Linked DNA regions of Homo sapiens: region 1 is linked to region 2. A link is an interaction called in ENCODE POLR2A ChIA-PET data of the cell type or tissue named here. Cell type or tissue: CD4-positive, alpha-beta T cell. All regions are shown on one strand. Links, peaks and the distances in the headings refer to the core of each region. The heading gives the core; the rest is flanking DNA. Region 1 overlaps FAM107B (family with sequence similarity 107 member B). Region 2 overlaps FAM107B (family with sequence similarity 107 member B).

The links. ChIA-PET counts read pairs that join two places held together with the same protein. Peaks named below come from ENCODE experiments on the same cell type or tissue, not always from the same donor. Only the 100,000 strongest peaks of a DNase experiment are listed, where the experiment ranks them.
Region 1: POLR2A ChIA-PET joins it to region 2 with 7 read pairs; 5 of 35 experiments call an interaction of 5 or more read pairs at or near these places.

The regions. Positions count from the first base shown.
Region 1 is chr10:14,735,727-14,748,252 of GRCh38, forward strand. All of the region lies in intron 1 of FAM107B (family with sequence similarity 107 member B), which reads right to left. Among named protein-coding and RNA genes, the nearest start is that of FAM107B, 33 kb to the right of the region's middle. RefSeq lists enhancers at 2,086-2,607, 5,413-5,462, 6,885-6,934, 6,995-7,104. In CD4-positive, alpha-beta T cell, for the core only: no CTCF peak of the experiment used is centred there; no DNase peak of the experiment used is centred there.
Region 2 is chr10:14,534,749-14,547,274 of GRCh38, forward strand. All of the region lies in intron 2 of FAM107B (family with sequence similarity 107 member B), which reads right to left. LOC124902381 (a long non-coding RNA gene) reads left to right here. Exons shown (of 3, transcript XR_007062063.1): 3 at 1-3,099. Among named protein-coding and RNA genes, the nearest start is that of MIR1265, 100 kb to the left of the region's middle. RefSeq lists an enhancer at 2,446-2,515. In CD4-positive, alpha-beta T cell, for the core only: a CTCF peak has its summit at 8,488 (motif pointing left); DNase peaks (open chromatin) are centred at 8,453 and 8,733; H3K4me3 peaks cover 232 bases; H3K27ac peaks cover 909 bases.

The DNA of each region.
Region 1 (12,526 bases), core at 5,694-9,693, 200 kb after region 2:
GAGCCAGGGCATACACTGGAAAGCCTTTCATAGTCAACTCCCAGGGATCTGCGATTGTCCAGCTTTACTGAGTGGGGTCTACACTCCGTCTCTAGGAAATGTAGCCATGGTCACACCTAAGATTTGGGGTTAGCATGACTACATTTCCTAGTGACATTACTATATCTCTACAGTACTAAAATGTCCCAAAGGGCTATTATGTATCTATTATGTTTTATTATTACAAGAAACCTAAGAGGAAGGTAGGGAATGATTATAGGTTAAATGCAATAAAATATCATGAGAGATTTTATGTATGGTGCCTGGGAAAAGGGAAAAGGGAAAAGAAGAGGGGGAGCGAGCAGATAACAAAGATGGAAGTCCTAAAAGATGGCAGTCCCCCTGTGTGGCAAAGTCTCTAAAACAGCATGTACCTCCAGAATATATTATGGTAGCCAGCCTTAAACTGGACAAGCTGAAAGGGAACTGAGAGATCTCCAGTTTGTTCTCTAGTTTTCAAGACACAAGTCCATAGACAGGAAGTCATTAGGTCAAAGTCACAAGTCAGGAGACAGGCAGAGCTGAAGAAAAACACAGGTAGAATCCAAAATTCATATTCTACTGGGTTGCTTATGAAAGTTAAAAGACACAATATGTTAACATCAACTTGTCAGCCTATTTATAGCAGACCTCTGGTGATTTGAGTAGTTCGCCTCAATCTAAGGGACAAGCCAAACTGTTTGGGATGGCTTTCTTATAGACTCATAATTAAGACTCTATCCTTAGTGTACTCTTCAGCCTATTGCACTAAAGTGAATACTACTTTATGTAAGAACAGTAAGTCCATTACCAAAAAATAAAAACAAGAAAAACACATTATCACTCAATCTCCTTCATTGGTCCTATAAATCAATGCTATTTTCTGAGTCCAAGATCCATGAAAAACCTTCACTAAGTATAAACATCATAAATCATTAACTGATCATTTCCAAAAAGTGACTTTAACTCTGGCCAGGGGTAAATATTCCTGGGATTTATGTCCAATCACAAGCAAGCAGTATTATTTCAGCACATTCGACAGTAGAATTTTGAAAGGGTCATCTAAAAATAGATTCTCAATGACTGCAATGTGAAATCATGCAAACAGAACAGCAGTTGAATGTTGTGGTTTAGAGCTGCAGAGAGACCCACTGAAGCCTTGATAATGTTGTCCCCCAGCACTCAGATAGGAAGCCGACACCAGGCGGCCTTGTTGGCAGTCTGGGGAAAGGCCACACAGCAGACCTCACTGCCTGAGGAAGGCGGGGAGTATGAAGGCTTGAGAGCCCAGAGACAGACAAGGAAAAGGGAAGGAGAAATGAAGGAAGCAAAAACAAGGGAGCTAAGAGGATTTCTCGGAGCACCACCAAGCCAGAGATCTTGTCAGCGCTCTGAGAAAAAGCAGAGAGATTCCATTCATCTCTGCCTTACAGTGGGCTCTTTTGTTAGGCTTGTAGGGCTTCTCTTTTATTCATATATTACAGAGGGGGAGTTGGGATGATATGGGGAGAAAAAGGAGGTGAGAGAGAAAGAGAGGAGTGGAGAGGGGAGAAGAAGGGAAAAAAGCATTTCCTCTCCATAGAAAAAACATTTTAGGCCAGGTGCAGTGACTCATGGGAGCACTTCAGAACGTCGAGGTGGGCGGATTGCCTGAGCTCAGGAGTTGGGGACCAGCCTGGGCAACACAGTGAGACCCCGTCTCTACTAAAAATACAAAAAATGAGCCGGGCGTGGTGACAGGCACCTGTAACCCTGGCTACTTGGGAGGCTGAGGCAGAAGAATTGCTTGAACCTGGGAGAAGGAGGTTGCAGTGAGCTGGGATCATGCCACCACACTCCAGCCTGGGTGACAGAGAGAGACTCGGCCTCCAAAACAAACAAACAAACAAACAAACAAAAAAGCAAGCATTTTATTTTCACAGGGAAATGACCTAAGAAAAACTTACCTTCCCCAATCGAGAGGTTTCCCTGAAAACGTTTCCCAGGCTTCCCTGGCCCATGCAGTGCTGTGCGTGCACGCTTTCTCTCTCTCTCTCTCTCTCTCTCTCTCTCTCTCCTTCGTTGGCTAAACTTGTACCAGCCACAAGCACTGTGCCTCAGTTCATTTATTTTTTTTTCCATCTGCAAATGCAGTTCATCCCCCTGACTGGTGACGATGTTATACAATGTGCTGAAAATCTTGGAACAACATGTATTCATGGATAAAAACTCGGTCTCTAGGCGTTTCATTCCCCCGACACAGCAGCCGCTAATGCCACCACTCTAGAGTGTTTCCCATGTGCCAGCACTGTGAGGACCAATTTACACACACGGTCTCATTGGAATTTACTATATTTACACGTACAAATGTACAGCAGCCAGGGAGGAAGATTTCCCCATTCTGCAGCAAAGGAAGCTTAAATTCCAAAAAGCTAAGTGACTTGCCCAACATCCCAAAGGTAATAAATGACTGGATTGGAATCCAAATCCGCATGTGACACCAGGGTGCAGGTTATCTTAGTCTTAAATGAGATAAGATGAAGCTCTCAGAATAGCAAATCTGTTACGAGTGGGAGTTAGGGAAAAGATAAGGCGTAGTTCAGAGAAAACGAGGCACTATCTAGGTCACCACTGAGCTCACCCACTTATCTAGAGAATCAGTTATTGACTAGAAAGTGGTGTAACTGATAGTTGTCTTGAGTTGCAGGCCAGGCTTCCTCCTGACCACAGTCTAGGCCCTGAACCTCCTTAGGGCTCTTTAAATCTTAGCTCTAAAATGAGATGGTCTCTCAGGACCCTTTCAACTCCAAAAGATTCCCTTAGGATTCCCAGCAGTAACCTATTTCTGGGTATCCTGAAGCGTGTCACACGCCACCTAAAAAAGGAGGTTAGAGGAGTGAATGCAAAATGAGGTCAACAGCACCTGCGGGACTACCTGTAGGCCTCGGGAAGGTAAGGAATCCAGACATTACCCCTGACACATGGATTGGGCCCTGGCCTCAGGAAGGTAAGGAATTCGGACATTACCCCAACACATGGATCGGGCCCATTGGGTTAGTGTGCTAAGTTTCCATTGATTATATTGTAACACTAGTTGCCGTCTGTTCTGGACATTGTTGCTGTGTAACAAGCAACCCCCAAACCAGCAGTTTAAGGCAATGAATTTATTTTGCTCACAACTTTGTGGGTCAGGAATTTGGAAAGGACTCAGCTGGGCTGTCTGACTCTCATGCATGTGCATCAGCTGGGGTGACTTGGGTTGAAGGGGACCCTTTCACCATGGCTTCCTCCTCCACATACCTGGAGCCTTATGGTTTACACTTTTCCCAGCTTGGTGGTCTCAGGATATTCATACTTCTAACATGGCAAGTGGCTTCTAAAAGGTGAAGGTAAAAGCTGCCGGTCCTCTAAAGGGTAGGTCCAGAAGTAGAACAACGTTCATCATACACATCCCATTACGTAAAGTGATCACAGGGTGGCCCAGATTCAAAAGGAGGAGAAGCAGCCTCCATCGCTCCATGACGGGAGTGCTAATCTGCCACGGTGTCCCACCTTGGGATCTGACCAGGAAGGCCCCAGCCAACTGCTGGATTTGGAGAAATTGGAATGATCCAGAAATGGGAAATTGGACTGATACATAGAACTATACCCACTCAATGAGTAGGGCAGGCGCTGGGGACAGACTCCACAGTTGTAGGTGGAGGACAAGGTATTTTTACCTGCCAGGCATCCATGATCCATCCAGCTTTCTTCTGATAACAGCACGTTGGGGAAACTTACTGCCTCAGCTCTCCATCCATGGGATTTGGGTAGAGGACCAATTTTACTCCTGGAATGTGTGACTTGGGCCTGACCAATTATCATCAGTGCCTGGCATATAGTAAGTGTTCATGATGAATGAATGAATGAATGAATGAGCGAATAAAGGGAAAATATTTCATTTCCCAGACCACAAGAATTGTTTTAGGGATAGATACATAATTCAAGTTCTACAACTTGTGCTAGAAAGAGGTATTCTCTTTATGCTGAACTTGGAGTTGTGGGCATGTATTCCTAAAGCCAATGAGAGACACCGTGAAGTGAATCCCTGCAGGAGACTGGAGCTGGCCCAGGGGAAAGAAAAGCCGAGACACAGAAGGAGCAAGACAGAGTCCTGATGGCACTGTTTGACATCCAACTATCTCTAGTTGGTCTATCCCCTGGATTGTTTGCTTGAATGGCTGAAATTTATGCACTGACAACATCAAATTGCGGAGAAGATATAGAGCAACAGGAATGCTCATTCACTGCCTGTGGGAATGCAAAATGATACAGCTACTTTGAAAGACAGTGTGGCAATTTCTTACAAAGCTAAACATAGGCTTACCATATGATCCAGAAATCATGGTCCTTGACATTTACCCAAATGAATTCACACAAAAACCTACACGTGAATGTTTATAGAAGCGATATTCATATTCGCCAAAACTTGGAACCAACCAAGATGTCCTTCAATAGGTGAATGAATAAACACACATGTGGAACATCCAGACAATGGCCCATTATTCAGGTATAAATAGAAATGAGCTATCAAGGCACAAAAAGACATGGAGGAACACTAAATGCATATTGCTAAGTGAAAAGCCAGTCTGAAAAGGATACATACTGTATGATTCCAACTTTATGACATGTTGGAAAACGCAAAACTATACAGACAATAAAATGATCAGTGGTGGCCATTGGGGTACGGGGGAAGGAGACATAGGTGGAGAACAGAGATTTTAGGGCAGTGAAACTATCCTATATGATACTGTCATGGTGGAAAAGTGACTTTCTGAATTTTTTAAAACCCATATAACTATACAACACAAAGAGCTAACCCTAATGCGTATATGGGCTTTAGTTAATAATAATGAACTAATATTGTTTCCTCAATTGTAATCAATGTACCACATCAATGCAAGATGTTAAAAATAGGGAAAACTGTGTGCACAGGGAGGGGACAGTAAGAGGGGATTATGGAGGCACTCTGTACCTTCCTTCAATTTTCCTATAAACCCAAAACTGCTCTAAAAAACAAAGTCTATTTTTAAAATGAGCTAGACAGAGTCCTGATGATATCATTTGTTATGCAGCTGTGCCTAAAAATAGTCTAGCCCCTGGACTATTCAGCTGCAAGTCAATACATCCTCTTTTTAGCTTAAGCAAGTGTGGGTTCATTTTCTGTCACTTGTGATCAAAAATGTTCTGTTAAGTGTTAAAAGTAAATCCAGTTTGGCGGCCAGGAAACGATGTGTGAAAACTACAACAGGACCTGATTGGGCCCTGAGAACAGTCAACAGGTGACATTAGGATTTTCCAACAAGCAGACAGCACTGGGATGGGGCTCCCCATGGCTTTGGGAGTCAGAGGAGTGGCTGGCAAGATGACAGCCAGAATCAGGGTACCAGGTGAGGGTTTGGGGGCAGGAACCTGGGCTACAGAAAGAGGAATGAAAAGAGCGAGGCAGGAGCTGAGATATTGAGCAGATTGTCAAGACAATCTGCTCAGGAAACAGGTAAAACCAGAAAGGAGTAAGGCTTGGAGTGTCAGACTAGTGAGGCCTAAAGCCAGGCACCTGGAAGAAGAGGGAGAGTTAGCCCATAAGGGGCTTGTTTGCCCCACCTGAGAGCAAGAAGAGAGGAGGGCAAGAGAGGAGCCCCGTGTTTTAGGCCAGAGAGAGAGCATCCACTAAGGTCACCGCACCAGCCTACGAAGAAGTCTTTGAGGGAAAGCAGCACTGAGTGGAGAAAAGTGTGAATCCCTGCATCTCCAGGAGGGATGGAGGATACCCTCTGCCCAGCCAAACACTGACCCCAGATCTGAGCCCCAAGGGGAGTCTGTTTTAAATACCTTTCTTGAAAACCCACCAATTCCTTCAAATCCAGTCACCAGCACTGTTATTTTTTTCTTATGTTACATGTGACAAAATGGTGTTATTCTTCCTCTCCTCGACTTTCCATGCATAACTCCCTTTTTTTTTTTTTTTTTTTTTTTGAGATGGAGTCTCGCTCTGTCGCCCAGGCTGGAGTGCAGTGGTGCAATCTCGGCTCACTGCAAGCTCCGCCTCCTGGGTTCACGCCATTCTCCTGCCTCAGCCTCCACAGGCACCCGCCCCCACACCAGGCTAATTTTTTTGTATTTTTAGTAGAGACGGGGTTTCTACTAAACCCCATGTTAGCCAGGATGGTCTCGATCTCCTGACCTCGTGATCCACCCACCTCGGTCTCCCAAAGTGCTGGGATTACAGGCATGAGCCACCGCGTGCGGCCAACTCCCTAACTTTCTGAATAAATTTTGCCCATGAATTAACAAGTGCTACAGAATTAGCTGCAGGTAATATTTCCACAGGTGTTTGGGGATTTTTGTTTGTTTTTTGTTTTGTTTTGAGAAAGGGTCTTGCTCTCTGGCCCAGACTGGAGTGCAGTGGCAAAATCATGACCCAACTCACTGTAGCCTCAACCTCCTGGGCTCAAGCAGTCCTCCCACCTTGGCCTCCTGAGTAGTTGGGACTACAGGTGCATGCCACCACACCCAGCTCATTTTTTTTTTTTTTGTAAAGGCAAGGGTCTCACTATGTTGCCCAGGCTGGTGTCGAACTTCTGGTCTCAATCAGTCCTCCCACCTCTGCCTCCCAAAGTGCTGGGATTACAGGTGTGAGCCACCACACCTGGCTCAGTGTATGTTTTGATGTCAGATGATGCTAACAAAGTACATTATTAATGCTGCTTGCAGTGGGCTTACTGAGATCAGCAATCACTGTCTGTTTGTTCACTGATGAACTGAAAGCAGTGTCTGGGGTAGGGTAGCTACTCACTAAATATTCGTGAAATGCCTGCTGGATGAGTTATTTCTCTTTTCCTCCTTGGCTGAGATGAAGGGAGAGAAAGACAAGAGTGACAGTGGATTGCATGCATTCAAAGACCAGTATCTGCCTGGCAAGAAGATGCTGGAGAGGTAGTAATGGCCATATTTCATATTTTAGCAATTCCACTGTGGATTCAATATCTCCCCTTAGCTCCTGCCCTATCTTGTTTCTTCTTTTTCATAATCAAGCTTCCTGAAGAATATTCTGCACTTCTTATCTCCACTATTTGACTTTCCTTCTCTCCTTTACTTACTGTAATCTTCCTGGCCACCACTCCACTGCGACAACTCTCACAAAGGTCACCAATGACGTCTTTCCACCAAGATCAAATGCACACATTTTAATCTCTGTGTTTCTTGGTCTTCCTACTTCCTCTTTGAGTTCTCTCTTCTGTATGCTTTCAGTCTTCTGGCTTTCTTCCCACCTCTGTTAATTTGACCCTTCTCAGTTCCTTCACTGGCATTAGATGGTCTCTCATTGTGGTTTTGATTTACATTTCTCTAATGATCAATGATGTTGAGCTTTTTTTCATATGTTTGTTGGCTGCATGTATGTCTTCTTTTGAGACGTGTCTGTTCATGTCCTTTGCCCACATTTTAATGGTTTTTTTCTTGTAAATTTAAGTTCCTTGTAGATTCTGGATATTATAGCTTTGTCAGATGGATAGATTGCAAATTTTTTCTCCCATTCTGCAAGTTGTCTGTTTGCTCTGATGATAGTTTCTTTTGCTGTGCAAAAGCTCTTTAATTAGATCCCATTTGTTAATTTTCACCTTCGTTGCAATGGCTTTTGATGTTTTCATCATGAAATCTTTGCCCGTGCCTATGTCCTAAATGGTATTGCATAGATTTTCTTCTAGGGTTTTCATAGTTGTGGGTTTTACATTTAAGTCTTTAATCTATCTTGAGTTAATGTTTGTATAAGATATAAGGAAGGGGATCCAGTTTCAATTTTCTGCATATGGCTAGCCAGTTCTCCCAGCACCATTTATTAAATAGGAAATCATTTCCCCATTGCTTGTTTTTGTCAGGTTTGTTGAAGATCAGATGGTTGTAGATGTGTGGACTTATTTCTGAGATCTCTATTCTGTTCCATTGGTCTATGTGTCTGTTTTTGTACCAGTACCATGATGTTTTGGTTACTGTAGCCTTGTAGTATAGTTTGAAGTCAGGTAGCATGATGCCTCCAGCTTTGTTCTTTTCACTTAGATTGTCTTGGCTATATGGGCTCTTTTTTGGTTCCATATGAATTTTAAAGTATTTTTTTCTAATTCTGTGAAGAATGTCAATGGTAGTTTAATGAGAATAGCACTGAATCTATAAATTACTTTGGGCAGTATGGTCATTTTCACAATATTGATTCTTCCTATCCATGAATATGGAATGTTTTTCCATTTGTTTGTGTTCTCTCTGATTTCTTTGGGCAGTGGTTTGTAGTTCTCCTTGAAGAGGTCCTTCCCTTGTTAGCTGTAGTCCTAGGTATTTTATTCTTTTTGCAGCAATTGTGAATGGGAGTTCATTCATGATTTGGCTCTCTGCTTGTCTATTGTTGGTGCATAGGAATGCTTGTGATTTTTGCACATTGATTTTGTATCCTGAGACTTTGATGAAGTTGCTTATCAGCTTAAGGGGCATTTGGGTGGAGACAATGGGGTTTTTTAGATATAGGATCATGTCATCTGCAAACAGAGACAGTTTGACTTCCTCTCTTCCTATTTGAATACCTTTATTTCTTTCTCTTGCCTGATTGCCCTGACCAGAACTTCCAATACTATGTTGAATAGGAATGGTGAGAGAGGACATCCTTGTCTTGGGCCAGTTTTCAAGTGGAATGCTTCCAGCTTTTGCCCATTCAGTATAACATTGGCTGTGGGTGTCATAAATGGCTCTTAGTGTTTTGAGGTATGTCCCATCAATACCTAGTTTATTGAGAGTTTTTAACATGAAGAGATGTTGACTTTTTTTGAAGGCCTTTTCTGTGTCTATTGTGATAATCATGTGGTTTTTGTCTTTAGTTCTGTTTTTGTGATGAATTACATTTATTGATTTGTGTATGTTGAACCAGCCTTGCATCCCAGGGATGAAGCCAACTTGATCATGGTGGTCAAGCTTTTTGATCTGCTGCTGGATTTGGTTTGCCAGTATTTTATTGAGAAGTTTTACATTGATGTTCACCAGGGATATTGGCCTGAAGTTTTCAATTGTTTGGAATTGTTTCAGGAGAAATGGTACAGCTCCTCTTTGTACCTCTGGTAGAATTCAGCTGTAAAACTGTCTGGTCCTGGGTAGTTCTTTGTTTGTTTTTTGTTTTTGTTTGTTTGTTTTTATTTTTGTTTTTGGTTGGTAGGCTATTTATTATTGCCTCAATTTCAGAACTTGTTATTGGTCTATTCAGGGATTTGCCTTCTTCCTGGTTCAGTCTTGGGAGGATATATGTGTCCAGGAATTTATCAATTTCTTCTAGATTTTCCAGTTCATTCGCATAGAGGTGTTTATAGGATTCTCTGATGGTTGTTTGCATTTCTGTGGGGTCAGTGGTGATATCCCCTTTATCATTTTTTATTGTCTATTTGGTTCTTCTCTCTTTTCTTCTTTGTTAGTCTAGTTAGTGGTCTATTTCATTATTTTTTTTCAAAAAACCAACTCCTGGATTTGCTAATTTTTTGAAGGGTTTTTCATGTCTCTATCTCCTTCAGTTCCTCTCTGGTCTTGGTTATTTCTTGTCTTTTGCTAGTTTTGGGGTTTGTTTGCTCTTGGTTCTCTAGTTCTTTTCGCTGTGATGTTAGGATGTCAGTTTGAGATCTTTCTAGCTTTTTGATGTAGGCATTTAGTTCTATAAATTTCTCTCTTAACACTACTTTAGCTGCATCCCAGAAATTCTGGTATATTGTCTTTTTGTTCTTATTGGTTTCAAAGACCTTCTTGATTTCTGCCTTAATTTCATTATTTACCCAGGAGTCATTCAGGAGCAAATTGTTCGATTTCCATGTAGTTGTGTGGTTTTGAGTGAGTTTCTTAATCTTGAGTTCTAATTTGTCTGCTCTTTGGTCTGAGAGACTGTTTATTATTATCTCTGTTATTTTGCATTTGCTGAGGAGTATTTTACTTCCAATTATGTGGTTGATTTTAGTGAGTGCCATGTGTTGCTGAGAAGAATGTATATTCTCTTCTTTTTGAGTGGAGAGTTCTGTAGATATATATCAAGTCCACTTAATCCAGAGCTGAGTTCAGGTTCTGAATAACCTTGTTAATTTTCTGTCTCAATGATCTGCCTAATATTGACAGTGGGGTGTTAAAGTGTCCCATTATTATTGCGTAGGAGTCTAAGTCTCTTTGTAGGTCACTAAGAACTTGTTTTATGAATCTGGGTGCTCCTGTATTGAGTGTATATATATATATGATAGCTCTTCTTGTTGAGTTGATCCCTTTACCACCATTATGAATGCCTTTCTTTGTCTTTTTTGATCTTTGTTAGTTTAAAGTCTGTTTTGCCAGAAACTAGAATTGCAACCCTGCTTTTTTCTGGTTGTCATTTGCTTGATAAATTTTCCTCCATCCCTTTATTTTGAGCCTATGTGTGTCTTTGCATGTGAGATAGGTCTCTTGAATCAGCACACCAATGGGTTTTGACTCTTTAGCCAGCTTGCCATTCTGTGTCTTTTAATTGGGGCATTTAGTCCATTTACAATTAAGGTTAATATTGTATGTGTGGATTTGACCCTGTCATCATCATGCTAGCTGGTTATTTTGCAGACTTGTTGAGTAGTTGCTTCATAGTGTCACTGTTCTTTGTATTTCAGTGAGTTTTTGCAGTGGCTAGTAATGCTTTTTCCTTTCCATATTTAGTGCTTCCTTCAGGAGCTCTTGCAAGGCAGGCCTGGTGGTGATGTATTTCCTCAGCATTTGCTTGTCTGAAAAGGATTTTATTTCTCCTTTGCTTATGAAGCTTAGTTTGGCCAGATATAAAATTCTGGGTTGGAAATTCTTTTCTTTAAGAATGTTGAATATTGACCCCCAATGTCTTTTGACTTGTTGGGTTTCTACTGAGAGGTCCACTGTCAGTCTGATGGGCTTCCCTTTGTAGGTGACCTGACCTTTCTCTCTGGCTGTCCTTAACATTTTTTCTTTCATATCAACCTTGGAGAATCTGATGACTGTGTGTCTTAGGGTTGATCTTCTCATGGAGTATCTTACTGGGGTTCTCTGAATTTCCTGAATTTGAATGTTGATCTATCTTGTCAGGTTGGGGAAGTTCTGGATGATATCCTGAAGTATGTTTTCCAACTTGGTTCTATTCTCCCCGTCTCTTTCAAGTACCCCAGTCAGTCGTAGGTTTGGTCTTTTTACATAATCCCATCATTCTTGGAGGTGTTGTTCATTCCTTTTCATTCTTTTTTCTCTGATAGTGTCTGCCTGTCTTATTTCAGCAAGATAGCCTTTAAGCTCTGAAATTCTTTCCTCTACTTGATCAATTTGGCTATTGATACTTGTGGTTGCATTATGATGGTCTTGTGTTGCGTTTCTCAGCTCCATCAGGTCATTTATGTTCCTCTCTAAACTGGTTATTCTGGTTAACAGCTCCTGTAATATTTTATCGTGGTTCTTAGCTTCTTTGCATTGGGTTAGAACATGCTCCTTTAGCTCAGCAAAGTTCATTATTACTCGCCTTCTGAAGCCAACTTCTGTCAATTCATACATCTCAGCCTCTGCCCAGTTCTGTGCTCTTGTTGGAGATGTGTTGTGATCATTTGGAGAAGAGGCACTCTCATTTTTGAGTTTTCAGTATTTTTTATTGCTTCTTTCTCATCTTTGTGAGTTTATCTAGCTTCAATCTGTGTGGCTGCTGGCTTTTGGATGGAGTTTTGTAAGGATTTTTTTGTTGATGCTGTTGTTGTTGTTGTTGCTTTCTGTTTGTTTTTCTTTTACCATTCAGGCCCCTCTTCCATAGGGTGGCTGCAGTTTGCTGGGGGTCCACTCCAGATCCTATGCATCTGGGTTCCTCCCACACCTGGAGGTGTCACCAGTGGAGGCTGCAGAACCACAAAGATGGCTGCCTGCTCCTTCCTCTGGGATCTCTGTCTCAGAGAGGCACCAAGCTAATGCCAGCAGGAACACTCCTGTATAAGGTATCTGGCAACCCCTGTTGGGGGTGTCTCACCCAGTCAGGAGGCACAGGATCTGGGACCCAATTAATGAAGCACTCTGGCTGCCCCTTGGTGGAGGGGGTGCACTGTACCCCAAAGAGTCTTCATAATCTTCAGAATAAAATTCAAACTCCTCAGCAAGCCATGCAAAGCTCTTATGATCCATCTCTGCCTGTCCCTCCATCCCCAGCCCACCAAGTTCCTTGCAACCACATGCAGCTACAGTGAAGTTCTTCTTCCTGAAACACACTCACCCTCCTTTGCCCTGGCAATTCCCAATTATCCTTCAAGATTCAATTTATGTGTTGCCTCCTCTGATGAGGTGGCTCAGTGCATACTTCTATCAAAGCACTTACTGTACCATTCTAATTTTGTTTACTTGTCTATTTTAGCAACTAGATTGTGGGCTACTTAAGAAGAAAGTCATTTCTTCTATCTCTATATTTTCAGAAGTAATCACAGTGCCTGGCTTGTAATAAGTGCTCAATAAATGTACGTTG
Region 2 (12,526 bases), core at 4,746-8,745:
TTTTCCTAGTAATTCGTCAACCACCGCCTTGTATTATAGCAATGTGGATATAAATCTTATCCTCTCTTCACTGCAAAGAACATGTCTGGTTTATGTTCCTATTCTTTTGACCCCTTGGACCTGTTCAGAAAGCATTACTTAAATGAAGTAACAAAGGCATGGGCTAACGACAGAGGGTGTCCCTGAGCCATTTGGATTCCACCGCCATAAGGTGTAGTGCAGAAAGTGGGGTTGAGCGGCCAGGTACATTTCCTCTCTGAGCAACAAGGAATCCAGGAGCCTGAGAGTAAAGATGGGGTAGAAATGTCTAGAGGTACAAGTACTTTGCAAGCAAATATTATTACTGACATGAAACATCATTTCTAGAAATAAACACAAAGATAATCTTGTCACAGTCACTTCACTGGTCAAGTAACTTACTCAAAGTAACTTTTTTTAATGTATTAAGTCAATTAAGGAAAACCAGGACCAGCTCAGTGAAGGAGAAATAAAACTGGTTTGAGATCCTGGACAAATCCTAACTTCCCTGACCCCCAGCTCTCCTATGTGTAAAATGAATGCTGTAAAAACTGAGTAAAATGTATATGCAAAGACTCTCTCTAATCCCTGGCACAAACATGAGAACTCAATAGAAGCTATTATAAGCCCAACTATGCAACCAGCAACATTACATACTTTATTTAGAGGCCTGGAAAACTCTGTATAGGAAACTCTACTTCTCTGGGCTTTGATTTCTTCAAAACTGTAACTTCAGTTGAATGACCCACAGACTTTCTCACTGACAACGTTCAATGGTTCTTGGACCTATTCATGCAACTAACATAAGAAGCTTCTGGAAAGTCTAAAAAGGTCTGTCTATCACACTGCCAAGGTGCTGCATGAAGTTCTGAATGGCTCCAGTCGTTCAGAGTGGGGCAGGAAACAGACAGGCCTGATGACAAGGGCCTCTCGTGCTGTTCTGAATGGAGGGGACTCACTGAAAGATTTTCAAGCTGTTGAGTAATAACAGAATTGTATTTCAGACAGACACACTATGCACTGAAAAATGCTGCCTGATGAGAATTCTACCTTTAATTTCCACTGAGCAACACACGGAAGTCATTATTTGACTCTACTATCCCAGAGCACTGGGAAATCCCATGCTTACAGATGGATTTTGAGTCCTTGCTTTTCATGTTTTTCCCTTTCCAAAGTTCACTCCGGGCCCAGCTCTCTGGCTATCCCAGGTACTTCTGTTGACTGCTTTCCAGAGGTGAATTACCATTCCCTCGGAAAACTTTCACAACTGGGCTGATAAAACAAACCCAGACCGTAGCTGGCTTGCCCCAGCAGACTGCTCTGGTTCCATGTCTGCATATTTCTACATCAAAGAGATGAATTCAAAACCTAATCCTCTAAGATTTAAAAATCAGAATTTACAGATTATGCTAGTTTTCATGTTTACCTAAATATATAAGACCTAATTCTATCTAGAAGCACTAATACTTGAATCCTTTCTAAAACAATCTCTTGGCACGTGGCAACGTGTACAGTTTACAGGTGCGCTACCACCAACCAAAGTGAAACAACCTTTTGAACTGCTAAAACGTCTGGAAAGTTAAAAGTAATTCCAAGATACTTTTGGAGAATCTGTTTCCTAAGCTGTCTCTAAGATTCTGCCAACCCTCTGGCAATACCCTGAGAAACCCAAGTTACGTAAGGTGGAGGCGGCAAACTCCAGGCCGGGTCAGCCTGAAAAGGGAAAGACACCTCTTAGATCCAAAGCCTCTCTCTCAGCACCCACAGTTCCCAGACAGGCAGGAGCCTGAGTTCCGGTAAGAATTTTTCCCAAAGTGCAGTTGGTTTCATCACAAACTCCTGACTTGCCTGGCCCTAAGGCAAACCTAAAAATTTCCATCTTAGACCAGGCAACAGACAAGTGCCCAGGGGATTTCTGTGGCCACCAACCTGGTGCACCAAGGCTTAGAAACGACGTCCCACCAGAGTCATCAGCGTAAGTGCAGAGACGTTATTGTTTCATACTCTGCCAAGCTCCACTATGGCTACGGGACAGTCCTCTGTGGCTTCCCAGGATGGTCATTTAAAACAATGACGAACTCAATAAATTTGCTGCCAATATGTTGTTGTACAAATGCCAAACAGTGATGCTCTTGGGAAAGTATCAAACTCATTTTCTCATCAGTTTTTTCATCCCCCGAAAATGTATTTTTACAAATAAGGCACATATTTTATATTTAGAAAATGGCAGAGGAGGAGGGAGTGACAACTAAGGAGGGCAAGAAACATCCGACAGACATCTGCCTACACTACAGCAACCAGAAGCTGGCCCGAGTGAGGTGGGAACGACCAATAGGTGGCGACACCTCCTCAACTAATGAGGTGTCCAGACCTGGAATGGCAGGTCCGCTTTCCTTAGGACAGCCAGAGTGGAGCAGCCATGCCCACTCCGCCTTCCTGCACTGTAGTCAAAGCACACCCCAAAAGCAGCTGGCCATTCTGAGAGATGCAGGGAAAGGAATCCATCTTGGAGCTGGTGTCCATGTCACCTGGGGGTATATGTAAGCTTCCCCTGTCACTTGGTCCTCATACGGCCCATGAGGCAGGGGTCATGACTTCCCAGTCTCCAAATGAGGCTGACAGCTTCAAGAGCATGGGTTTGGGTGGGGCAACCCGCATCTGCATTCCAGCTTCCTCACTTGCTCTAAGTGTGATCTTGGGTAAGGGCCTTCGCCAGTTTAACAAGGCAACAATGAAAAAGGACTGACAGATCTCACAGGGTTGCTATGAAGAGTAAATAAGAAATGCAACTGCTGGGCTGCGGTGGCTCATACCTGTAATCCCAGCACTTTGGGAGGCCGAGGCGGGCGGATCATGAGGTCCAGAGATCGAGACCATCCTGGCCAACACGGTGAAACCCTGTCTCTACTAAAAATACAAAAAGTTGGGTGTGGTGGCATGCACCTGTAATACCAGCTACTCGGGAGGCTGAGGCAGGAGAATAGCTTGAACCCAGGAGGCGGAGACTGCAGTGGGCTGAGATTGCGCCACTGCACTCCAGCCTGGCGACAGAGTGAGACTCTGTCTCAAAAAAAAAAAAAAAAAAAATGAAATGCACCAAACGCAATGCCTACAACACAGTAAGCCTTCAATAGACATCACCTGCTATTAGCGCTGTCACTGGCAACGAATAAGAATAAATTAGTAACAATAATGCTGTCACTGCTGCCCAAGGTTACCAAGCTGCTTAAGAGCAGGACCAAGATTTGACCTTGAGTCTGTGTAATTCCAAAAGGAAGCTCTTAGGCACTCCATGGGCTGGGATGATGGATGGACGAACCAGATTTGACTTTAACAGAATGATTTCCTGTCTCTCAACAGGACTTTAGAACCTTTCTAACATCACAGCTTTACGATCCCAAACAGAAAACATCTTGCAAAGGATGACATTAAAGTGAGATGGGAGGCAGGAAAGACATATTTCATTAAAATATATCAATATAAATGATTTTTATAAGAATGTTAATGGCAGGCCATTCATAATAGTCCCAAACTGGAGGCAACTCAAATGTCCACTAACAGTAGGATGGGTAAGTAAACAGCGGTGTGCTGACATAGTGGAATACTATGCAGCAATGAGAATGAACTGGCAATTCTGCAAGCAAAGCACAGCTGAATCTCACAAATACAACGTTAAGCAAACAAAGCAAGATGCAGAAGAGTATATACTGCATGCGTCCATGTACATAATGTTCAAAATCAGGCAAAACCAACCTTTGATGTTAGGTGTCAGGATAATGCTTATTTCGGGAGTGAATAGACGGCAGTACCAATGGGGCTTCCAGGGTCTGGAAAAGATTGTTTCTGGATAATACAGATTCTGGTGACACAGGTGTGTTTCCTCTAAACATTCACCCTCAATCAGTACACTTTTTTGGTGCATGCCCTCCTCTGCATGTGTAAGAGTACACGTTCAACAGCTATTAAAATTACTATCCACAAGTCACTTGGTTGCTGCTGCATAATGACAATTCTGTCATTTCATCCATAGTCCATGGGAAGTTATACAGCATAATGGAAAAAAGCATCAGGCTTGAAGACCACCCATCTTGAATTAGAATCCCTGGTTAGGTCACTCATCAATTATTGATTTTATAAAATTATTTAACCTGAGTCTTGATTCCTCAACTGGAAATCAGAGCTAGTACACTTGCATATGCAGAGTTGGTCTCAGCATTCTTGAAAACTCATGGAAAACATCTACCATCCACAGTACTTGCCCACGTGGCAGATGCTCAACAAAGTAGGCAAACAGTCCCAACAAACTAATTCATTACTCTAACTCTCCATTACTTAATGTTCCATCAACATGAAAGTGAATGACCGTATACCGCAAGTACACTAGTTTAAACAAAGAATAATGATGAACCCAATCTTGGCCTCTGCTCATTTTTCCAGTGTGGACAGGGAAGGGAGAAAGTGCTGTGGAAGAAAGAAAATGACTGGAGCAGGATCTCAGAGAGGCTTGTGCCAAAGTTGGGTACCCAAGACCCAGCTGGTATCTGTCAGAAGAAAGTGAGGCTGATGGTCAAGCAATGACAGTTTGGGCTGCTTTCCATGCAAACTAGCAAATTACTCCTGCAACTAAATTTCTTCAGCCTTGTACCTCCCCAAAGTCTGCATCTTGGCTAAAAAGAGGCATTTTCTATATTGTCCAAATATATCATGATCAAAGCCAAAGTTAAAAAAAAACAAAGCAGTTCTCACATAATCTAGTTTTGCCAGGAAGTTGGATATTCAAACAAACTTAGAAAAGACTGAAGACAAAATACAGAGAGAAAATGAAAACAAAAACAAAAATACTCTAGGGTGTGAGAACAAGAAGTCTCTAGATAGAAGAAAACTAATTTAAAATAAACAAAGATTCATTCAATTCCTGGCTCAGGGAAGGAGGTAAAAATGGCTTAAGGGGGGAATAAAATCCTTCAAGGGCCCACAGACAACTATAACAGCCCCTTGTCTTGGCAAGAGGCTGATCCTTGGTGACTTTTTTCACCCAGTTGAAAGTCCTAGGACTGCAGATAAGACACAAACCCTGCACCCTCACTTCCTCTACTCCTGTGCAGATTCTAGAATTCCCTGGTAGACTGCAGAACTACCCTCATCCTGTGAGTAGTACCTGGTGGGAGAGAGGAATGTCCCCTAGGTTCAGCCAACAGCAGCACATCTATGGAGAAACGAGAAGGGCGACCAGACGTCTGCCATGTTCACCATGTGGACGTGACACACAGGCAGAGCCTGCTCCACTCTGCAGCTCTGGGTGTCCCAGCCCTAGTCAGTCCCATCTGAAGCCCCAAAGCACAGAATGTTTATCAACCAAAGAGGTGCATTTGAGCTTATTCCTAGGGCAATGGCTGGGCCTGAGAACTATTCCAGAGAAATTTCACCCTGAGAAGGACCTTGGCTAATGTTCCCCAGACCAACTGCTACCTAGGAGCTGGCAGTGTCACTTGGCCTGTCAGGTGTTTTTTCTGGTAAGAAGTGCCTGTGCTTCTGGCCCTCAATGTCTGTCCCCAAGGGCTGTGATCCGTGGTCACTAACAGACAACAAATGTCATCCTTCAAATATTCACAGCAACAGCATGTTTCTATCCGCATGACAGTCCACACCCGGCAGGGTTTTCTCAGGCCATCCAGGGCTCCCTCCTTTGGTGACACTCTCCTGGGCCTCTCCTGGGTCTGGGGCTGGTATTTCCTTGCTGATGCGAAGGCAGCCCCTGGACCACCCTCCCTCTGTCCTCCCCCTGTTCTCCCCCAGCTTTCTGCCCACACTTCCTCTTCCCTCCCTTTAACGCCACCAGCAGTCCAGGCAGAGGGCCACAGCCCTGTCCTCTTCTCTCGATCATGCCTCTGGAAACCCCATACACCTTTACCCCTTCTGCTACAAGAGCTGTTTCTAAAGTGTGTGTGGAGATAGTTCCTGACTTCCCAAGCTCTGGCTCTGAAATTCCAACTTCGTACTGGAATGTTCACCTCAGAATCAACAGGTGTCAAGTTGAGCTCCCCTTTACTCACGATTTATTGAAGGCCTCTGAGGTGCCAGACACTGCCCAGGTGCTGGAAAGGACACTGAAAGGACAGAGCCAACCCCACCCCACAGGGCCTACACTGTAGCAGAAGTCATCCCAGGCGAATTTGAGTTTGAGCTATTGTTTCTCAAAAGCAACAGAGACGACAGCACACACACCATTCTTCCACTGAGAAACAATCCCTCGCAGTCTTCCCTTAACTTCCTTATTTCTCCCAAAGGTTCTATCTCACAGGTTTCAACCCTAAGTACAGAATCGATCATCAGTTCCCTTCCATAAACGCATCTGAAAATCGCCCCCTATCACCAGTCGCTCATCCCTCATCCTGGGAATTGTGCACTTGGCTTCTCCATGGCCTCCATCCCCTCCGGTTGCCTTTCCCTCTAATCCGGCTGCATCCTCAGTCAAATCCAATGAGCTAACTCATTTAATCAGATCAGGGCTACCAAGCCGAGCATCACTGGTCACCTCAGGAGAGGATGCTAAACTGCTTGGCCTTCTGTGGCCCCCTTCTCGATAGTGGAGTCCTCAATTACCTTTACAAATGTGTGGTTCTTAACTCTCTGGCATCAACTCTAGGCAGCCAGTACACACCAAGCCCGTGCACGTTCCCATCTCCACCTCTGCTTCCGATTTCCTCCTGGGCAGAAATCCCTCCTCCCCAGCCAGTAAAACTCCAGGCACCTTGCAAAGACCAGCTCACAGCCTGCCTCCCCGAGTCTTCCCGGGGCCTCTCCTCCGGAGACATGTCCTACTGTTTGAACTGCTGTGGAAGACTCCACTGGACGCCCCTTGCCTCAGGCACTTCCCCGCCTGTGGGCTAATTTCCCACGTTTCCACACTGTCTCCCCTTGAAGGACACAGAAGTCAATCTCTGCAGAAGGGAAAAGACCTCTGAGTGACTTCCATCCTCTCCCCTATGCTCTGGCACAATGGCTTGTACATAAGCCATACAAAGTAGCAGTGGCCTCACAGTGACTAGCAGACACAGAAGAGCTAGGAGAAAGCTGGAGCTGCCGACTCCTTGTGCCTCTGGCTGACCTCCAGAGGCCAGCAAACCTCTCATCTTACCTCCTATTGCCTTCCCCAGCCCTGGGCTGTATGTCACACTGTGTGCACCGTATTAAAACGTACTGAATGGGCCGGGCACAGTGGCTCACGCCTGTAAATCCCATCACTTTTGAGAGGCTGAGGCAGGCAGATCACTTGAGATCAGGAGTTTGAGACCAGCTTGGCCAAGTAGAAACCCCATCTCTACTTAAAAAAATAATAATAATAATACAAAAATGAGCCAGGCATCGTGGTGCATGTGTGTAGTCCCAGCTACTTAGGAGGCTGAGGCACGAGAATCGCTTGAACGCAGGAGGCAGAGGCTGCAGTGAGCCAAGGTCGCGCCACTTCACTCCAGCCTGGGCAATGCAGTGAGACTCCATCTCAAAAAAAAAAAAAAAAAAAAGTATTGAATGAACAGGATAATACGGGCGGTTTAGAGTACCCAAATGAAGGAACTCACCCCACCAAGTCTTCCCTGGCTCCTCCTCAGTGTTTCCCCTTTACACTCCTGCAGGACTCCATTAATACCTCTTGTAGGATACTGAAGTCTGATTCTATTAAAATTAAATTTGAAGTTGTCTTCTTTCTCATGTTAACCCCACAAAGGGAGGGCCTGACTCGCACTCAATTCTTAACCTCAGAAACATCTCAGTCACATAGTGGTCAGCTGAAACTGACCAGATAATGCTCACCTTACGCTTAGAAGGGCAGACATCAGATTTCCAAAAGGAGCCAAAAACTGAGTAGGGGAGGTCAACCCACGCTTTGAACAATTCTGTCTTCATTTGATCTTGAAAGAGCTCAGAAATAGTAAGACATAATCTTCTTAACACATACCAGTACAGAGAACCAAATACCCATTTCTCTAACCAACAGACGTGCTTTTAAGATGGCTCAAAAAAATCCTCACTAAAACTCCGTAACATTAATTGCTGTGTATCAACAGTGAGTCTTTTGCCAAAGAAAGATAACTTAGACTTTTGTCTGGTGAGAAATAGATATATTAGTACACTGGCTTGCATAAATATTCCCATGAAATAATTAGTTCATTAATATGCAGCACATTAATCTGCAAAAACTTCTAAGCAATGGAAATCCTGCCCAATTAATGGATTTCTTTAATAACTGATTGCCTTAAACTCATTGGCCTTAAAATTGATAAATTACACTTATCAAATAACATTTGATAGATGACTATTAAGTGATTTGGAGTTTCTCTCTCCTATGTAAAGTAGCTTGATGAAATCTGAAATTCAAGGACTCTTGATTTTACCAGCAAAGCACGTTCTGTGGTCTAACAGTGTCACCCAGTGGTAAAAGGCACAGTTTGGTGTTCAGGGGAGCTGTTGCTTTTTAAAAGAAATAACCCGTCATACGTGTTTCTTTACTAAAAGGAAAAGAAAAAAAACACTTTTTTGAATTGCAAGAAGAAAACTAGTACGTAAATTCTAAAAAACATGACTGGCACAGAAGTGAGCAGCTCTTCATCCAAGGCCACTCTGAAGCCTTTGGAGACCACTCAGGAAGGAGCATGCAGTCCTGAGCTCGGCCTCCTGAGCTCGGGAGAGAGGCACGGTGGTGTAGGACCCGTGACTCAGGAGCAGTGCAGGAGGAGTTGAAATCAGCCCGTTCTCCAGGCCAAACGAGAGACCACAGGCCACCCTCGCTCTCAGCTGCACTGTGTCCTTCCTGTTTTGCCTGTCTACCATGCAGCCACAATTCTCTAAAGTTCAGCACTTCCAGAAAAAAGAAACAAAAAGCAGCCAATTCTGTTCCAAGGTTCACTATCTGATCCTAAAAACTTTAAAAAAAAAAAAAAAAAACCAAAAACTCTCATATGGTGAAGCTTAACTGAAATAATAAATTATTTAGCTTCCTTATCTGCAAAAAGAGAAGGCTGTGCCAGATGACCCTTGAGATCCCTTATTAGTGAAATGTTCTGATAATAAAGAAGAGTTTGGCTCACCTGCTGGTCTCCACCACACAGGTTTATAACCAAGAGCCCTACAGCTCTTGTCCCACCCTGAGGGCCTGACTGACCTGTGGAGGGCCCCACCTTTCGCCTCCATTCACTCACCCCTGTTCCCAAGAACCACTGACTTCTTTACATGAAGCCTACATTGAGTAAGTTTTTAGGTACAGATGCTGAATTACCCAAGCTGTATCCACCCTCACTCCAGGCACCCCGAGGAGAGACTCAACTGCTTGGCCCAGGGTTAGAGAGGCCCACACGGGAAGGCAGAGTGGAGCAGATGTTATTTAACCAAAAGTCTGTATCCTGGGGCTCCCAGCTACCACAGTCAAGAAACACATTTTTAAAAAATCAAGACCCTTGAACTAGCAGCAGTAGTCACCCATACCGTATACGATAAATAAAAGTAAGCCAATGTTTATTCTTCTTTGCATAAAATCACCTATACCAACACTTATACATTACAGCATCATTCAGTTAATTCAAGTCTGAATCCCAGAAACTCTCCTGAAATCAAGCCACAGTTCAGCCCTATTCTTCCTAGTTTTTCCTGACATACTTTTGCTTACTCTATAAATCCACGGATATTCTTCTTGCCTACTCCCACCAAAGCCCAAATACACGTGAAAAAAGTTAATCATGAAGTTTTTCTTATTCCCTTACATTTAGAAAATCAGCATCTACTCTCATAGACTACTTGTAAGAAGACAAATTTCTGCTACTCTCTGAAGAATTTGTTGGCAATGTGTAGCAAAAGGCCTTACCGTGAAACACCCTTGAACGCAGTAATTCCACTTTTAGGAATTTACCCTAAAGACATCAACAGAGATGTAGACAAGTGTACACAGAATGATATTTATTCCGGCATGGTCTATGATAGCGGAAAAAATGGAAGCCATTTAAATATCTAATAATGGAATACAGTGCAGCTTAAAATCATCCATTATTAGAATAAATAATGAAAGGGAAAATATTCACAAGGCACTAAATAGGAGAAAAACATTAGGCTCCAAACAGTATGCCCTTTACTTTGGAAAACAAATGCCTACGTGTGTGTCTGTGTGTACAAATGCACAGCATGGTGATCCTCAAAGTGTCATCCCAGGGTCCGAGGCATCGGCACCATCATGGAATTAGTTAAATGCAAATATCGGAGATGCAGTGAGTCAGTCTCTGGGGGGTGGGCCCGGCAACCTGTGTTTTATCATGTTTGCTAAGTGTCACATAACCTTTGCAGTAGACATTAAATTTATTCCATCATACAGATAGGGAAATTAAGGCCCAGCGAGACTAGGTGACTTGCCTAAATCTACAAGGCTAATTAAATGGCAGCTAGCAGCATCATGCAGCTAGCTCCAGAGTCCATGCTCTGAGCCACTTTGCTACAGCACCTCTCTATTTTAACTCTCCTATTTGGACGTGTGCTCTTTCTGCTAAATTAATGGCAGGATGCATCCCCCTGTTGTCTGATCACCTTCATAGTGGTTTAGCGCTTCTGTTACAAAGCTATTGATCTGGGGGCTGGGGGTGTCCTGGGCTCTATCACTAACATCCCCATTAATATATCTCTTGATGAATACCTGGTTGACATCTTTGAAGGCTAAAAAAAGATATTTAGATCTAAGTGAACATTAAATACCAGCACACATAAGCAAAAACTTGAATGCCATCAGCAATGACATGCAGCAGATACTGACTAAACACACAAGGCACCTGTTGCCTGCTAGAGGGGAGAGGCCATGTGGCAATCCCATGCACAGCTTCCAAACCACCTGGCCACCATCTTTGAAATTATACAAGTTTTGATTGACTTCTTTTCCTTTTTTGGTTTTTGCATGATTTCAAAATTTGCATGTAACAGAATCCTTATTTATATTATGTTATAGTCACAAAATTAAAATTGGTAAAATAAAGTTATCACACTTAATTCCTAAATTGCAAGTTCCTGAATAAAGAGACCTCCCTTGGAATTTTTCTCCTATGTTATTTTCTGAGGAGAAAACACCTCGGTCATTCATCTCAGGAAACTACAAAGAGGATGGACTGAGAAGATGGTTGATTTCGGCCTAATCATTCCTGAGAGGAAGGAAAATACACAGACCACGAAAAGCTTCCTGCTGGGCTAGCTTTCAAAGCCCTCAAACATTCCTGTCTTCAAGAGCTGACTAATAATTCCGTAATATTTATGACCTGGCCCAACTGGCCAAACAAACTAATACTTTCAAAAGAAGAGACTATCTTCAAACAGACTTAATGACAGAAACTTTAGAAGGAACACAGAGACCAGGTGTTCAACTTCCTCATTATGACAGATGAGGAAACTGAGGCCCAGAGAGATGAAATGACTAAGTTAAGAGAGTGGCAAAGACATTCTGGACCACACAGTGGCAAAGCTCGGACTAGGACCAAGATTGGAGTCTGGTCCACTCTTCACTACCCAACACTGCCTCTCACTTCTGACTGCTTTGCAAATTTTCTAAATTGACTGTCCACATTTTCTACTGATCTGTGGGTGTTTTGGCACCGTGAGTAACACCACCATTAACATTACCTCTGGATCAGTAACTGGATGGCATCTTTGAAGACTAATATGTTTCAACTGTAAGTACACTTTAATAACAGCTCGACAGTTTTATCTGCTTCTATAGCTGATCACGTTTTAAGATAGTACAGTCGTCATGATGATTTTTAAAGCTTCTCAAGCTAGGCGAAAACTACCCATCTGCCTTTTTTAAAATTTGCATTATTACCATTGAGCAGCTACAATGTTTAAAAACCAGTGACTGCTCAGACACGGTTATTTAGACATCCTCTAAGTCCCTACTTCCCACTGCATCTTGCTCCATTAAAACCTATTCCTCAAGCATCAGCATTCAGAATGAAATTAAGTAAGTTGGTGAACAAATTAAATTCAACCCTACCGACCTTCAAAGTAAAGACCAGTCTAATTGACAACCTGACCCCCATATTCCCATCAGAACATAATGAATGCTCAAAAACGGACACAGATGGGCCCACATTACTACCACAAAAATAACCAGATGCCCCCTTTTCTCACCAACATGTATGATTGCAAATTCTTTACTGCATGGCCACTCTAACTCTACTTTAATCTCCTACCTCCTAGATAAAAGTTGTTGGATACCCAATCACTGAATTGTTTCTGCCTCCTGGCCACATCCAACCCAGATCTGGTCCCATTTCCCTAATTCCACCTTCAAATCACCCAGTCCAACAACAACCCCAAGTCTGCCTTTCCAAAATAGTCCCAGGGTTCTTCTGGGTACACTGGCCCCGGCAGAAGCAAGCTAAACGAAGCCAACTTCTGTATAACTACACGTTGTGTTCCTGGTGGGTTTTGGCTGATGAGATTCGACACTGTTGTCTGAAGTCACTAGTAACGTATGGCAGAGTAG